Regions from separate parts of the Homo sapiens genome. Here region 1 is linked to region 2. A link is a contact called in ENCODE Hi-C or POLR2A ChIA-PET data. All regions are on one chromosome and are shown on one strand. The core of a region is the stretch at or near the end of the contact, and the rest is flanking DNA. Distances in the headings are between cores, read along the strand shown.

Region 1 (4,068 bases), core at 1,114-3,613, 67 kb after region 2:
TTAAGGGCCAAGAAGGCAGTGTTGAAAGGTGTCCACAGCCACATACACACAAAAAAAGATCGCACGTCACCCACATTCTGGCGGCCCAAGACACTGCGACTCCAGAGGCAGCAAAAATATCCTCAGAAAAGCATTCCCAGGAGAAACAAGCTTGATCACTATGCTATCATCAAGTTTCTGCTGACCACTGAGTCTGCCACGGAGAAGACAGACGACAACAACACACTTGTGTTCACTGTGGATGCTAAAGCCAACAAGCACCAGATCAAACAGGCTGTGAAGAAGCTCTATGACATTGATGTGGCCGAGGTCAACACCCTGTCAGCCTGATGGAGAGAAGAAGGCATACGTTCAACTGCCTCCTGATTACAATGCTTTGGATGTTGCCAACAAAATTGGGATCATCTAAACTGAATGCAGCTGGTTAATCCTAAATATATGTATATCTTTTCACTGTATACATGCCTCTCTGTCAATTTCTGGTTGGACTGAGAAGCCATATACAGGCACTGACGTTGTAACAGGACTCGGGCAAGATTCCTGTTCTACTTATCCTTTTGAAACACTCACCCTGCCACTCCACCATGCTTGATCACTCCAGAGATCTTTGTGACTAGAGTTAGTGTCCCAGGAAAACTAGAATTCAGAACTTGCCTTTATGGTTGAAGGTAACAAGAAGCTTTACAATAACCCCTTCTTTTATCCCTGGAAGAGGCTATGTGTGAAACCATTGCGCAGAGTTTGAAGGGCATTAGCATCCATTTCAGGGGAGTGTAGGTTGGCTGGCTTTTGGGTAGCATTTGTCCTCACACACCCATCTACTATGTCCAACCGGTCTGTCTGCTTCCCTCACCCCTTGCCCAATAAAGGACAAGGACTTCAAAAAAAAAAAAGTAACCTACATAGTGAATGAATGACCTACCTAGTGCCTTACCACCTGGAAAACCCAGGAACATTACTTACACACCAAAGAAGTGTCAGTATGATAAAACTGTGTATTCCCTTTCAACCTATTCCCACCTTATCCTTGAAGTTCTTCTTCCGGTCTTTCCCACATACACCCTAGTCTCCTTCCTCCCATTTTCATTTCAGCTTAGCCAAAGGCTCCCCTGGGTAGAATTTTTCTCACTCCAGTAGGTTCCTACGAATGGTATAATTATGTTGTCTTAAATTCCCAGATCCTAAAGCTTGAAACCATCTCTATAGATGGTCTCTAGATCTCAGAAACCATCTCTACAGAAAAATTGGAAACAGATTGCCATTAGGTGCTAGCTTCTAAGGCCAGATATCAGTATTTTTCAACCACAGTTTTCTGACATATTGGTTCCAACAATTGTGAGATAATTTTAAATATTTTGTTATTAACAATAAATGCATAATACTTATGAGGGATTTGCTTTTATTTCATAACTTCACTTGCATCATGATCATTTGCATTCTGAGTGAAAATTTTAAAATAAAATTATAAGTAGTGTATCAGTGAAATCTCTGTAATTGGAAACTACAGACATAAAATTCATTGGAAGGAAATCAAGGAGTGAAGAGGGGTCCAAAATGTATCAAAGGATGAAGAACAATGCTTCAGAATACACAGAAAGTAAGTCAGTTCCCAAAGCTCAGAAGCAGGAGCTCCCACCGTTGTCTCCCAGCTGGCAAAGGCTGCTGAGGACCCCGCTATCAGGAGGGAGGAAAGCTAACCATTAACATACTGCTTATTGTTCTACTCAAGATTCACATTCAAAAGCAGGGCAACTGATTGGTCTAGATTTGTCCTTGACTAGAAGACATCAAGCCTCTGATTATAGCAGTAAGGATGCTGTTTCAAAAAGGAAAATGAATGTTGAGCAGTGAAATAAAATAAAACATGACTGCCTACATAGCAGTTTCAGTAAGCAATGCTTGTCTGCTCTGTTTTCTTACTTAATGGGAAGAGCAGATGGAGAGTTACAAAACAGTAGGAACCAAGAGTTTTATACAAATTCTAAGCATCCTTTATATGAGCCCTAAGCATCACATTTTTTAGAAAAAGTCAGTGCTTTAAAAAAATTATGTATGTGATGAAGATAGCTCCTGATTCAAATACAGAAGCAAAACTAACAAGTATAATATATATGCTTTGTAAATATTCTTAAATCAGTAAATGCAAGCCTATCACTTGTTACAAAACAGAAAGGAAAATAAGTTCTCTACTCCCATCTCAACAGCCTCCTTTGTTTACCCCTGATTTCTGTGGAGGTTTTCAGGCCCTCCTCTCAGTTTCTTCATGCTCAGTGCTCATTGTGTGTGAGTCATGACAAGGCTCTCAGAAGCAGGGTTACCAGAGTGGGGCTGGCATCAGCGATCATTCCTGAAGTGCCAATGGGCATGATGTGCAGACAATTCCAGGCTCTTCCTTGCCTTCACAACTTTTGGTAACAGGTGCAGCAAATGAACTCCTGCCACCGTCTTCCTTAAATGCACACAAATAAAGCGTTACCATGTCTTGGATGTGAAGTGCTGCCTACTTCCATGAATCATATTTTGTGTTCCTGACTCTGCAACTGGGAATTAGTCATTTAGACTTAATTAGTTTCTTCAAAATTGCAAATGCCTGTGCCAATAATTTAATATCCAGATATTATTTATATAGCCATATAACATCTAGAAAAATGCCAATTTACACACTCAACCGATAACAACAAATATATATATTTTTTGCACTCTGCCGACAAAACCCCAAATGAACTCCGAGAGTCATGTGTTGAAACTGGCTGCTCTCCTACATTTGTAAGGGCAGTCAGAATTAAGGGCTGACTTTCAGCGATGCTGAATCCAACCAAGTGCTTGACAAGGCTCCATTGAAGGAAAATGCAAACGGAACAAATCATGCTTCAGACAACTTGTAAAGTTGTATTTAAATTTAATAATTTTATTAGATTTTGACTAAATGACAAAATTACATGACAGACATGTATTTTTTTAGGTACCTAAATCACAACTACTAGAGAAACAAGCATGCCACTAGAAATATAAATAACTCTTTGAATCTGATGCTCCGTTTTTCTACCACAAACACATGCTCAAGTGTGTAGAAATGGGTCTCATCCTTAGCTTTATTTTTTATGCATTTAATATTTGCAGAGACAAAAAAAGAGAAAATTTAATGTGTGGACTGTCCCTGAGATATTTCTTAAATTATTTGCAATCCTCACAAGAGTATCATAATCTATTTTGCTGAGGATGAGCAAAGCACATTTAAATTTCCAACTCAACCAACAACAATCTTTGAGTTTCTACTGTCATTTAAGTATATGTAACATCTCCGAAAGTGACTAGAGAATATTTTCTAGACACAAGGGTTTGTTGTTAATTTAATAAATATTCATTTAACATCTACTAATATGGATATAATCGCTAAACAAAATAAGCCTCATTACAATTTTTCAAAGTAGGAAATGCATGATTACCAGTTTTGACCATCAGAGTCTCTAATAATTGCTATTTAGTGAATACATGATACAAATATCAGTATATGATGATATATGGAGAAATTATTTAATTTGGTGCCTGCTGGAAAGGGCTAGTGACCTAGGTCATAACTTAACAGGAAATGATGAGCTGGGTTAATCCCAAGGGTTCCCACCCTTGGGAACTTGAATTAAGTAATATTGATCAAGTGAGGCAGTTAATGGTGAATATAAAATTGAAAGGGTGTGATAGAAGTGAACAGAGAAATCATGATAGGCCAAATTCAAGGAAGGGTCAAGTTCAAGAAGAATTGGAAAAGGATAAAATAGTTGCCAAAGAAAAGAGATAAAGTACCCAGTCCCAACAGCGAATTGGGTTACCGCTCCAATTTCAATGCATGTACTGCCTTGAAGTTCCTTTTGTTCTGTTACATTGCTTGGTACATGGCTTGAGCCTTTTTTCCTTAAAAAACAAACAAACAAACAAAAAAAGAGCCCAACTAAGGTATAGTCTATGCCTATTAATCCTGAGAATGGCTGCATAATGCAGCAGCTGTCTCTCCAAGAATGCTGGGTCTGCAGTTTCTCTGACAATTAAGTGTTCTTTGCACCATCAGCCATC
Region 2 (4,670 bases), core at 1,514-4,013:
AATGCAAGAAAGATATCCCCTGGTCCATGGATTTGGCAAGGAATGATGTCTTGTTTTAATTAGCATGTCTTTGATGACTAAGGAATGTTTAAAATTATGTACAAGTTTATTGGTCATATACATCTAGTGACTTGCCTGTTCATATCTCTCTTTTTATGCTGTGATGTTCATTCTTTTCGTTTAAAATGGTTTATAATCTGAAGATATTAACAATCTTTCTGCAATATGTTGATCCTATTTTTTACAGTTTGTAATTTGCTTTTTGGTTTTATTTATGTTTCAACCCAAATCTATCAATATTTTCTTTTATTTTCTCTACACTCCACTCCAAGATCAGCAAGACATTTGTCTTTAAGCTATTATATTTCATTCTATAAACCACCTGAATAAAATTTTTTAATATAACAGCCGTCTAACTCCTTTTTTGCATTTTTAAACCAAAGATCTGATTACCATTACTTGGATAATCCGTTACTTCATCACTAATTTGAAATCTCATCTTTATCACATTCATTTTACACATATCATTTATTAACGTATTTATCATCTATCCAATTTATTTATGCTTCCAATGATCTGCTGTAAATTCTAATGCCAGTGCCACACTGCTCTAAGTAATGTGATTTATAATTTATTTTAATATCTGATAATGCAAGTAGGTCTTATTGTTTTTCTTTTAAAAACAATCTTGCCTAGTTTCCTCCATTTATTTTTCCAAATAAATTCTAGAACTAGTGGTCAAATTTCAAAGAAGAGTTATTTTTGTGCATATTGGGTTAAAATTTCATTAAATGTATACATTAATATGGGGAAGAAGCGACAACTATACAGTGTTGAAAATTTCCATCTATATATTATCATATATTCCCTTCTATATAACCCATCTATATATATTATATATTCCCATCTATATATTATTATAATAAATGGAGAGAACAAAATATATCTCTCCATTTATTGTTTTATATATTTTTGAGTAAAGCTTTAGAGCTTTGTTTTCATTAGTTTCTGCATATGTCTTACTAAGTTTATTCCAAATTAGTATATATTTTTGTATATTTTGTATCTCTTCAAAAGAATCTTTTCAATCCATTATATTTTAAGTGGTATTTTTCTGTCATATAGAAAGATAATCATAATTTAAAATAGAATTCTTGATGAATATCTCCTTATACACAGTGTTTCCTCCAAATGCTTTGCAACTGATGACATTTAAGTTTTAGGTAAAGTGAAAAACCCATGGACTTTAGCATGAAACATACCTACCTTTCAATCTTGTTTTGACCATTTCTCACTATGCAAATTTGGTATGTCTAGCATACAGTAGGAAGAAAAATATTAGTTCCTTATTTCTCATCCTGTTCCTCATAGAACAATGACTTGGGAATTTCATTCGTTAGTTACATGAACTAGAAAAAATAATTATTATAAACATATACACATATGGGCTTTACTCATTAATTGCGCAAACATTCACTGACTAAGCACAAACTACCAGGCACAGTGCTAGGCACTGAGGATATGAAGGTGACAATATCTGCCTACTGAAATGTGTGGTAGTCTCAACTACATCTCAAGCCATCAGTGGGTTGACTGTTAGAAATCAGTGGATTTCTCTTCTGGATCTTTAGATAATGTGTCTGATCAATCTATTTCTTTCTCCTGAGCAGGTACTCTCATGTATGACTTTCCCATTTTACCAGCTTAATAAATGGTTCTCAGCCTGAGCAAACTGAAGCAAACTATTGGGCATTCCCATTTTCATTTCTGAAGTGACTGCTCAAATCTTTATTTCATTTTATGCCGATGCCTCGGGAGCTGACCTAGGATAAATGGAAGCTACCAACTGCCAACTGTGCTGTCAGCTGTGTGGCCGGGTCAAAGGTGCTGGCTGAGCTTGCAAATTCTGAAGGTTTGCCAGCAGTGAAGGTATTTGCCTTAGAGGGAAATGATGCCTTGTACATATCTCATCCCACAGTGCTGCTGAATGCGTCCATTTCAGGCAATGCCCAATTTGGAGAAAAGAAGAAGTGCAAAAAAAGATGTTTCTTTGACCTCACCGCAAATACGTAAAACCACCTGCAGATCCACAGCCACTCTAATCTTTGCCTTGGGCACACCCTTTTGCTTTAACAGTAGAGAAGAAACAAGTTTCTGTTCCCTCCGAGTGCTGGGAAGTGGCATGACAGCTGGTTTCCATGAGCAGAGCACATACTCCAACCCTGCAAAGAAAAAACTCCCCACAATGCTCTTTTATCTATTAAACTAAAGGGGGTTTTATTACACTTTTGTACATTCAATACATTTATCTAAATTTTTCTCGCATTGAATTATTGTCAAGAAAAGGCTGTTCTTGCATATATATATGTGTGTGTATATATATATGTACTTGTGATCATGCATAACTTAAATGCTAAATTTCTGATTTTTTTGGAGAGGATAACATTTAGAAAAAAATCTATTGACTAAACAAAAATCATTTGACACATGAGGTCAAACCTTAATTTAGCTGTAGGAATCATTGTCGTATCAATGTGGAAGTAGAAATAGCACTAAAAGAATGTTCTTTTTCTCCTGAAAGATGCACCCTCTGACCCACTTTGTGACACATAGTGAGGAGTTCAGTAACTATAAATGTTACCGATGACTCTTATCCTTGGTTTAACTCTGGGTTCTTCTAAATGCTTATGTAGAGTACAAATTATCTGCTGAAGAGTAGCCAAGGTTGCCAAGTGAACAGCACTGAAGACGTCAGAAGGGAGTGAAGTTTGGAAGTGAAACAGCAGCCTTTAAATAGCCCGACAACACACATCATGAGATGACTTCAGTGGATCTCCCATCACTACGGATTGGCTGTAAAGGAAAAATCCTCTTAAGTGTTTAATCCAGAAGATAACTTTTTATTCAATTACTACCAGTATAATTACTATACTATTGTTCAAGATTTTATTCGTTCTTCCTTTTTTTGTCCACTTTGTCTTTTCTTCCTCTAGAAATTCAGAACCTGAATGATTTCTCATTTGAGTCAATTTTGATCACTGCAATCATTAAATTAGACATAATTTAGAAACTTCTAATGAAAAAAGAACATAATTAAGCCAAATTATCAGAAGTTTTAAGGATTGAAAATATTATCAAACAATTTTTAATAGTATTTTTTCTAATAAAAATTCTGAGACATTGGATGAATTAAGATCTATTGATATGAAAGAATGCTCATGTAACTATGGAAAAGAAATTAACATTTAGTTAGTGTTCTAATATGCCAAGCATTATGCATATTAAACTAAGCATTTTCCATATTTTTTCTCATTTACTCTTTTTTACTGCCTTACAAAATATGTGTTATTGTCCCCAGTCTACAGGGCAGAAAACTGGAAATTCACAAAGATTAAAGTATTCAAGTTTAGAAAGAAACTGTTTTTAAGTGACAGAATCCGGATTAAAATCCAGGTCTGCTGACCCCGAGGCTCTTTCTCTTTCCATTTTATCCCATAGGATTTTCCACTCAGCCAAAAATTGAACTTTAAATTTTTACATATTTTTAAATTTAAATATATTTTTCCTCATTAACAACAAAAAAATGGAAAAGAAGAATTATAATTGGTAACATTGACATCAATTTTTAAAAATATTTGTTTCATGCAATAATAAAAATTGTTTTTCTTTTAATAGTAAATGATTTGAGTGAAAAAGTTATCACCATTGTAAATAAAACATAGCTTAATTGACTTTAATATTGCTAGCAAAATTAAATTTGTACTAGGCTCATAGAATAAATAAAAAGTGCATGCATATTTGCCACATTTAATATAGAATGTTTTTTGTAATTTTCAATCTTTTTTGAGTATACTTGCCAAAGCTGTATTTATTTAAGCTGTACAATGTGGTGATTTGACATAGGTATTCACTGTGAAATGATTGTCAAAGTCAAACTAATGTACATATCCAATCACCAATCACCTCACATAGTTATGATTTTTTGTGTGTGGTGAAAACACTTCAGATCAACTCTCTTAGCAAATTTTAAGTACATGATTCAGTGTTATTAACTATAGTCACCATGCTGTACATTAGATTCCAGAACTTATTCATCCTGCATAACTAAAACTTGTCCCTTTTTCTCCCTGTTTCCCCATCCTCCAGCCCCTGACTACCACCATTCTACTCTGCTTCTGCACATAAACAGGAGCATTCATTTATTTGTCTGTGTTGGCTTATTTAACTTAGCATAATGCCCTCTGCATTCATCCATGTTTTTGTAGATGGCAGAATTTTCTTTTTTCTTTTTTAAGGCTGAAGAATATTTCATTATAAGCACACACAGACACACACACACACACACACAGTGTCATGCATTGCTTAGGGATGGGAATACGACTGAGAAATGCACCTTTAGGTGATTTCATCATTGTGTGAACATCATTAAGTGAAATTACACAGACCTAGGTTGTAGAGCCTGTGACACACCTAAGCTCTATGAAATAGCTGGCCTATTGCTCCCGGGCCACAGACCTATACAGCATGTTACTGCCACACCAGCATCACCACAGACACTTGGCTAACCCAGTCCTCTATGAAGAAGTTATGATGGTTATGACATCATGAGGTGGTAGGAATTTTTCTACTACATTATAATCTTATAGGACCACAGTCATATATGTGGTCCA

What was found. A loop is a pair of places that touch in the nucleus more often than their neighbours do. ChIA-PET counts read pairs that join two places held with the same protein, here RNA polymerase II (POLR2A). Pooled maps may share reads with other maps.
Region 1: a loop to region 2 is called in a pooled map of psoas muscle, with 2.5 times the contacts of the local background. The contact joins two enhancer-like sites. A Hi-C loop is called at or near these places in 1 of 168 maps with a recorded cell type or tissue (endothelial cell of hepatic sinusoid) and 2 of 50 pooled maps. POLR2A ChIA-PET finds 5 or more read pairs at or near these places in 1 of 52 experiments (OCI-LY7).

Annotation. Positions count from the first base shown.
Region 1 is chr6:132,993,911-132,997,978 of GRCh38, reverse strand. It overlaps the pseudogene RPL23AP46. Among named protein-coding and RNA genes, the nearest start is that of LINC00326, 92 kb to the left of the region's middle. Within about 2 kb of position 2,363, at least 3 of the 41 ENCODE cell types and tissues checked have a DNase peak (open chromatin) inside an H3K27ac peak, as active enhancers do.
Region 2 is chr6:133,060,349-133,065,018 of GRCh38, reverse strand. No RefSeq gene overlaps it. Among named protein-coding and RNA genes, the nearest start is that of LINC00326, 25 kb to the left of the region's middle. Within about 2 kb of position 2,763, at least 3 of the 41 ENCODE cell types and tissues checked have a DNase peak (open chromatin) inside an H3K27ac peak, as active enhancers do.